2 separate regions of the Homo sapiens genome follow, and region 1 is linked to region 2. A link is an interaction called in ENCODE POLR2A ChIA-PET data of the cell type or tissue named here. Cell type or tissue: GM12878. All regions are shown on one strand. Each heading gives the region's core, and the rest is flanking DNA. Links, peaks and the distances in the headings are about the cores only. Region 1 overlaps E2F8 (E2F transcription factor 8). Region 2 holds the start of NAV2-AS4 (NAV2 antisense RNA 4).

Region 1 (4,393 bases), core at 252-4,251, 290 kb after region 2:
ACGCCGAGCAGATTATGATGATCAAAAAGAAAGAATATGAGCAAGAGTTTGACTTTATTAAGAGTTACAGTATAGAGGATCATATCATCAAATCAAACACTGGCCCAAATGGACACCCAGACATGTGTTTTGTGGAACTCCCTGGAGTGGAATTTCGGGCAGGTGAGAGATGGTAGTGAAAACTCCAGGCGGCATGGCATTTGTCCTCTGTCTAAGGAAAAGGTTCTGTGGAGAACACAGCTCTAAAGCTACTGCTGCCTTTAATGTTCAGATGCCACAGTTGTCAGCTGTATGATCAGGTGGTAGTATTTTTAGCCTTGTTACTTTAGAAGTCACTTGTCCCTTTATGAATTTTAATTCTCTAATCCTCATCCTTCTCTAAAGCTTCTGTAAACAGCCGCAAAGACAAGTCTTTAAGGGTAATGAGCCAGAAATTTGTGATGCTGTTTTTGGTGTCAACGCCTCAGATAGTAAGCCTAGAAGTTGCTGCCAAGATTTTAATTGGGGAGGACCATGTGGAAGATTTGGATAAAAGCAAGTTTAAAAGTAAGTGTCATGACTGCCATGGATTTTTGAACCTATTCTTAAACAATAAAATCTCAGTCGTAAACTCATTTCCAAATTAGGAAACATAGGTGCATAAACAGATCTTCTCTAATTATGTTTTTATATCTTCTCCCCAGAAGCCATGATAATATTGATTTAGCTAACTTGTTATGATACATAAGTATCACTACTCTTTTTTTTTTTTTTTTTTTTTAGACGGAGTCTAGCTCTTTTGCTAGGCTGGAGTGCAGTGGCGAGATCTAGGCTCACTGCAACATCTGCCTCCCGGGTTCCAGCAATTCTCCTGCCTCAGTCTCCGGAGTAGCTGGGATTACAGTTGCGCGCCACCACACCCGGCTAATTTTTATATTTTTAGTGGAGACGGGGTTTCACCATGTTGGCCAGGAGGATCTCGATCTCTTGACCTCGTGATCCACCCACCTCGGCCTCCCAAATTTTGGGAGGCCTCCCAAAATTACAGGCCTGAGCCACTGCGCCTGGCCAAGTATCACTACTCTTATTTGACACATTGCTTCATTTGATATTGTAACATTGTTCTCAAAAGTAAACACGGCCAGGCGCGGTGGCTGAAGCCTGTAATCTCAGCACTTTGGGAGGCCGAGGAGGGCGGATCATGAGGTCAGGAGATCCAGACCAACCTGGCTAACACAGTGAAACCCCGTCTCTACTAAAAATACAAAAAAATTAGCCGGGCGTGGTGGCGTGCACCTGTAGTCCCAGTTACTCAGGAGGCTGAGGCAGGAGAATGGCGTGAACCTGGGAGGCGGCGCTTGCAGTGAGCCGAGATCGCGCCACTGCACTCCAGCCTGGGGGACAGAGCAAGACTCTGTCTCAAAAAAAAGGAAACACTAGAAGAATCTGTTCTGTGTGAGCTCTAAATGAGAGTAAATTGTAAAGTGGGTCTGCACCCTGGTCTCCTTCCACTGATGCTGATTACAGAGGGTTTATAAATGACTCATAAAATTGTCCCCAGAAGTGACCTGCAGCACAGGTAGTCTGCCATTTTGAAAGAATGGTTTTAGCTAGATTACCTGCTCAAAATTGGGAAGGGACTGTAGATTGGATTCCTAACAAAAGAGCTATGCCCTCACCATTACACCAGACTTTGCAGGAAGGGTGTGGAAAGAAGTGCTCAGCGGATGGGGAGGAGCACTTGGCTCGGGAGATCGGGAGATCTGCAATTTCAGAAAACACGTCCTGATACTACTGAGGGGTTACTTGCCTTTTGTGAGTCACCGGATAGTTTTCATCTTTGTTTCACTGGTTAGTCATAGCCTTGAAAACTATTCCAGGAACTGCAGAGGTGTAAGTTACTGAATCCCCAGGGAATTCAGAACCTTCTGATATGGCTAGGAAGGAGACTCGATTTGTAATTTGTACTATCAAGATGGCAGTAAAAAACAGACTTTTTGTAACAAAACTCTTTAAGATATGTGAGGTTTGTCAAGTTCACAGATCTATGTTTTGCATGTTACATAGACAGTATTAAAAAATTACACATGTTGATGGAGTACAGAATTTTCCATGCTGCCATAGTAAATAAATTTTGTTATAAGCTATTACAAGCAGAAAAGCAAGACATTTATCACAGATACTTTTACTTCTCTGCTCATAAAATTCTTCTGAATCCTCATTAGAAGATACCCAGGAATGGTGACTTTATTTTTGAAACAGTCTGTAACATAGTTTCAGATAGGGTGATCTCATCAAGTCGTTTTTCCTTTGTCAACGTATGCTATTGTCATTTCAACATTGAGTACTAGCAGTAATTGAGTCTTTTAAATATTTAAAACTTTTTTATCTTAATTAAAGTTGTATCACCAGAAGAACTTAAAAGGAGGCAGATGTTTCTCTGTCTGACATTGATGGTTAAGACAGCTCTTAGAATATACATGAAGTCCTTCTGAAGGAAAATTCTTTGATCTTTTCATTATTCCATTAAGTGGTATATATACTTTTTTTCCCAGCAAAAATTAGGAGGTTGTATGATATAGCTAATGTTCTGAGTAGCCTGGATCTTATCAAGAAAGTTCATGTTACAGAGGAAAGAGGCCGAAAACCAGCTTTCAAATGGACCGGCCCAGAAATCAGTCCAAATACCAGTGGTATGTATTTTTTTCTTTCACCCTCTGCTTTATTATTTGTGTGTGTGTTTTTCTAATTTTTAATTTCCAGTGTGTGTTGTTCCCCTCCCTGTGTCCATGTGTTCTCATTGTTCAACTCCCACTTACGAGTGAGAACATGCAGTGTTTGATTTTCTATTCCTATGTTAGTTTGCTGAGGATGATGGCTTCCAGCTCCATCCGTGTCCCACAGAGGACATGATCTCATTTCTTTTTATGGCTGCATAGTATTCCATGGTGTATATGTACCACATTTTCTTTATCCTGCTTTATTATTTTGAATTAATGCACATTGGGAGATATTTTCCCTTCCCCTTCCTACTCACCGCCCCACATGGAAAAGATATATATGATTGAAAAGATGATTCAAGATGAATGGCAATATAGAAAGTTTGGCTACTGGCTCCATCAGCTAACCAAGATCCATAACAACCTCCCACCCTGTGTTCAAGAAGTACAATCTGTATGTGAAAGCATTCGGAAAGTTGAAAGCACCACAAAGCATAAAACACTATTGCTGCTATGCGGCACAGTGACCACAACAGAACCTGTGCCCATTGAGAATATGAAATGAGTTCACTCTGGTATCAAAGTAGATATTTCTAGCCTTCATCTTAACTCTGCGATGCTGACATTTTGCATTCTACCAAAGATCCCCACCCAGAATCATTGAAAATGACAAGAACGTGGGCCATGAAGACAGAGGGAAACTTAGGTTCCATTCCAAGCCCTGCCACTCTGGCTTTGCGGCCTGAGACAAGCTACTTCTTCGAGGATTAGTTTTCTCCTTGGTGAAATGGGAAGAACAATGGCACCTCAGTGGAGTTACTGTGATTTTGGTATAATCTCAGAGAGAGGTCCTTTCGTGCAGGAATTTGGAGTGAAAATTCCGGGGCCATATTGACCAGGTTCATATCCCAGGCCCACATGCTCCCAGTTGAGAGACCTTGAGCCAGTAGGTTAATGTCTGTGTGGGTCAGAGCTCTCATCTCCGACACAGGGCTGCATTTCTTGAGGAACAGTTACCTCATGGAGCTGTGAGGATCACCCATATTTCATCAGATCTAAGACTTCACTGATTGTAAGATGCACAATTCTTTCTATATCACTAAGAAAGAAAAATCACTAATAACTACACTCTAGCACACCACTGGTTATAAGATATAGTGCAGTTTCAGAAATGCTAATGTAGGAAATATTGTGTCTCAGAATCCATTTAATAAGATAAACAAGGCTTTCTCTGTAAAGCCCTTAGAACAGTGACAGGCACATGGTCGGTGCTCTGTAACTTGCCACTTTTATTCCTAAAATTGTTTTATTTCATATCCCAAAAGCCAACTGAGCCATCCAGGTTTTAATACACAGACGTTTTCTGTTTCAGGCTCCAGCCCAGTCATTCATTTTACTCCCTCTGATTTGGAGGTGAGACGGTCTTCAAAAGAGAACTGTGCCAAAAACCTCTTTTCCACACGTGGGAAACCAAACTTTACTCGACACCCATCTCTTATCAAATTGGTAAAGAGTATAGAAAGTGATCGGAGAAAGATAAATTCTGCGCCCAGTAGCCCTATCAAGACCAACAAAGGTATGTTTTCAGGAATGTCAGGGATCTGCTAGGAAGAATTCCCTTTTATCTCATTTTTTCAGCTTACTTGATCCTTGCAATAGTTGTCAGAGAATTATTTCAATATCTATATACCCAA
Region 2 (4,393 bases), core at 170-4,169:
ACTGCCCTCATGATTCAGTTATCTCCCACAAGGTCCCTCCCACAACACGTGGGAATTATGAGAGCTACAATTCAAGACGAGATTTGGATGGGGACACAGCCAAACCATATCAAGAGAGATAAACAATAGAGATGGTGGGGGTGGGAGGGTTGGAGAAAGATGCCATAGCATGGAGAAATAAACCAACTCTCCCTCCCCAGCAGCAGCCAAGGAGCCATGAACCCCAGGGACCTAGGATGTCCTCAGGAATGTTGGCCTGAGAAGGAAAGCTGGGATGAAGAAGAATTACCACTACCTTACTCCCAAGGTCTGTGGGTACAAAAATGGTATTTTCCAGATATGGACTTTGTGTAACAGAAAGTTGGCCCAGGGAAGTAATGGACCTCAGCAGAAAGCTGGAATGAACTTCAGATTTCCTAAGGGGTTGCCAAGCCAGTGGTGGCCTCATGATCAAGTGCAATCAGCCAGGTCAGGGGACTGTAGGAGAGCTTCCCCAGCCATCCTGGGGACTCTGAGAAAGTGGGAAAGACCTCTACTGCAGAGTGGGTTTTAAATGTCTGCCAATAAGCACAAGCACACCAGGCAAGTAAGAACTGTCTTTCCCTCTTTTCCCCTTCTTCTTCATCCAATCCTGGAGTGTGCAGTGAGTAAACAATGGGTGAAAAAAGAACAGAGAAAGAGATAAGAGGCCAATCATATTCATTCCCCCGAGACAAGGCTGACTCTGAAGCTGACTTTAGAAAGAGAAGGGGAGAAGATTGATCTCCAATTCAAATGCAGAGTTGGAATTAGCACACAGGACTGGGAATTCCAATTACAGAACTGAGGCTGTGTTTTGTGACTTCAAGTTATGCAAGATATTACCTAACAGAGGACGAAAACATTGTGGGGCCTCTTTGAGTTTTCACTGCAGGGGAGAAGAAAACACTGAGAGACAAAAATGAAGTCATGTTCTGCTCATTCTAAGAGTTATGCTTGATTAAAACACAGTGAATCAGGAACCAGGAGGAGCTGTAATGGCCCTGGGGTGATTTTTTTAAAAAGACAAGGCAGAAAGGACAGGTCTGCCTTCGTGACACTGTGGCAGTAGGGCCATGTGTGGACCTCTCAGCATGATGCTGAAAGAGAAGGAAACCTTCTTCTGGGGCAACATTTCACAATGCCCACCCAAACCTTTGCACCTCCTGACAGGGAGGCGGGGAACATTATCAGGAGAGGTGGGACCTGTCCCCGAGACCTGGGCCTCCACCCTAGGATACACGTCCAGCTTCCCCTAAGCCTGAAGACTGGTTTTTCTGAACTACCAATCTCAGCAGGTCATCAGATAAATACCTGGGATTCCATATCAATGAGGGAGAAAGGTTAAACTTCCTCAAAGGAAGGGAGGGCAGGTAGGTTATCTCCAGGAGGCATTTTTTGTCTCCTAGATAAGAAAATGCAGAATGAGGGCACTGTTCCACGATGTGATAGGTATTTCTCCAACCACTTCTTCTGTGGGAACAAGACTATCCCCGCAGTTTTGCCTGCAACCCCCTCACTGAGAGAAGTGCCCACTTTGCAAAGATGGGCAGGTTCTCGCTGAAGTTGCTTCCTACCTCAGGGACTACCCAGCCTTCTAACCTTCTTCCCCTGCGTGGCTCCCTGGGCACACAGACTTGTCAACACCTTCGTAAAGAAGATGCGTGGTTTCCACATCACTAACGACAGACCGCAGTCCTCACTTCCTCTGCCTGCACCCCCTCTTCTATTTCACTCAGACCAAGTTTGGTGGCAGGCTCAAGGAAGCATATCCAACACCACTTAAGAAATTCATTCTAGAGTGGTTTGGGATTGGCACACAGCAAAGCCTGAGCATTTCTGATGATCTGAAACATGGTGTAGGAAAGGGGCCACTGGAGACCAACACGTGGCTTCAGCTCTGCCACCTACTTGCCATGTGTCCTTGGGCAAATCAGTGCACCTCTCTGGGGCCCAGTTTCCCCATCTGTCAATGACACAGGTTGGACAGTAAGATCCTTTCTAGCTCTAATGAACTCCAGTTCTGTGAAATCTGCTATGGCTTAGGACACACTGCACTTTAGCTTGAATTTATGACCCAGACAACTATTTGAACACAAATTTGATATTTCTTTTATGGAGAAATGAATGACATTCACAGGGTAATAACTAGGAAGCCATTTCAAACCCGGGATTAACAGGAAGAAAAAAACCCCACATCTCCAAACTTGCTAAATATAATTGTGTTTACACAACACTGATCTTATATGCCACTCTAAACACGAAGCTGTGTCTGTTAGCTGAAGTCAAAGGGCCTGGATATCACAATCCTAAATAACAATTGTAGAAAGCCTAGAAGCTTGTAAAGAATTAGCAGGAAAGAGACACCATCTCCTAGGGAAGTCCTTAGAGCTTAGGAAAATTTGAGAGTGGGGTGCTGGGACTTCCCAATGTGAAATTAATATCTTAAAAAAAGATAAAAACAATAAAGTCCCCAAACTTCTGCAAGCTTTCCAAGAGTCTGTTACAAGCCTGGCCCTTTTAGGCCCAGCCCCCCACCAAAGCCAGTACTGACGTCAGCTCACTGTCTCCATAGCCGGCAGCCCTGGGAGCTGAACTCACTAGATCAATGAAAACATCAACCATGCCAGACGTGCCTGCCCTGCTCCAAGCCTGCCAAGGAGCCAGGGGTTCAGGTGCAGAGCCGGGCCATCTGTCATTAGGCTCTGCTGTTAATTGCTGTGCTAATGAACAAGGTTTGAACTGGAGGCACGAAACGCACATGCAGATTTACACACAGCTCTGTAGTACTGTGTCCCATTCCCTGACAAGCTAGCACAGTCTCTTGGATGCAAAGGTAAAGGTGGCCAAGTGACATCACACACACAGACGTTGCATAACCCAACCAGCAGATACTCCAAGTGGCAGATGTGCAGAATTTTTCAGCTAGGTGCTCATTCCTCCAGTCATCCATCTACTCAACAAATACTGGCTTGGTCGTGGCCACCATGTCAAATGCCAGGGCTCCAGAGATGACAACAACAGGGTCCCTACCCTCAGGGGATCATATCCTACCAGGGGAGATAGAGAGGTGAACAAACAGGACAAATACAGGTTGACAAGTGCTAAGAGAGAAGTCAGAGGCTGTGGGAACAGAGAGGAGGAGTATCTAACCAGCCTGGAGTATCTGGAAGACTTCCTGAAGGAGGAGAAAACACCTGGGCTAAATCTTAAAGGAAGACCAGAAGCTACCCAGGGAAAGAAGTGAAGGAAGGCATTATAAACAGAGAGGCCAGGAGGTAAGAGAGAACTTCAGTGTCTGGGGACACAGGGAGTCAGATACAGGAGGCTCAGAGTGGGCGATGGGAGGTGAAGAGTGAAGACACTGGGGTATAGAGAGTGAGGATGCTGGAGAAGAAGGTGGGGTGCAGATGGTGACGAGTCCTGAAGAGCAATTGCTTTGCAAACCTTGATCAAGCTCTTGCAATGTGCAAACGATGGCATTAAGTCAATGTGGGGGCCCTTGCCCTCATGGCACATGGACTTCCTAGAGGAGAAAGAAGAAGAGTGGCTCGGAAGAAGAAGAAATGTCACCAGACTGAGTTAGTCAGAGAAGGCCTCGCTCTAGAGGAAGCAGAACTGGGCCTCCAGCTTCAGGCAGAACTTCAACAGGTGAGCCAGTGCCACCACCCAGATGTTTTGTGTATGTTGCCTCACCAAATCAATGATGACATGACATCTTCCCATTTTCCAGGTAGGGAAACTGAGGCCCAGAAAGCTTAAATAGTTTGGGAGCTGGGAAGTGGAACAGGAGGGATGCACTGTTCCTGACTCCAGAGCCTGTGCCCCATCCATTTCACCTTGCTGCTCCCCAAGGCTTTCCTGGTCAAGGGAACAGCCTGACAAGCATGGGGAAGGCATGTGAAAGGCACACAGGAGGACCGGGCAGGAGGCGGTTTTCACTGGAGAAGGGAGTTCGTGTGGAGGAGATGGGGGCCTTGGGTGTGGAGTGATGGTCAACAGAGCAGCACAAGCTTCAGCTTTGAAGTCTAGGAGCCCAGGGACAAGTGAGGTACCCTCTCCTGGCTGCAGACTTCTCACTGCAAAATGGGACCTAACACCTGCTTCCTCTGGATGAATTCTCCAATGAGAACCCAGTGAGATAATGAGTCGAGTGCTTAGGAGATGGCCTCATGCCTTGTGAGTCCTCAACTGTGGATGATATGATCATTTTAATCAACAGCCATCATTATTCCCAATAATAATAACTGCAAGTAAGACCCCGGAGGTAGGTTGGGGCTGGTATATGGAGGACGCTGAGCTCTAGGCAGCCATGCCATCAGGATTCTGTTGACATTGGGGAATTAAAGTGACAATTCTTAAGAACAGACGTGAA

What was found. Peaks named below come from ENCODE experiments on the same cell type or tissue, not always from the same donor. Only the 100,000 strongest peaks of a DNase experiment are listed, where the experiment ranks them.
Region 1: POLR2A ChIA-PET joins it to region 2 with 5 read pairs; 1 of 35 experiments calls an interaction of 5 or more read pairs at or near these places.

Annotation. Positions count from the first base shown.
Region 1 is chr11:19,230,513-19,234,905 of GRCh38, reverse strand. E2F8 (E2F transcription factor 8) reads left to right here. Exons shown (of 13, transcript NM_024680.4): 5 at 1-162; 6 at 385-546; 7 at 2,535-2,672; 8 at 4,072-4,275. All of the region lies in intron 1 of CSRP3-AS1 (CSRP3 and E2F8 antisense RNA 1), which reads right to left. Among named protein-coding and RNA genes, the nearest start is that of E2F8, 8.2 kb to the left of the region's middle. RefSeq lists an enhancer at 1,388-2,587. In GM12878, for the core only: no CTCF peak of the experiment used is centred there; no DNase peak of the experiment used is centred there; H3K27ac peaks cover 204 bases.
Region 2 is chr11:19,522,789-19,527,181 of GRCh38, reverse strand. It overlaps NAV2-AS4 (NAV2 antisense RNA 4), which reads left to right and starts at 3,104. Exons shown (of 4, transcript NR_033989.1): 1 at 3,104-3,296. It also overlaps a transcript of NAV2 not described here. In GM12878, for the core only: no CTCF peak of the experiment used is centred there; a DNase peak (open chromatin) is centred at 1,721.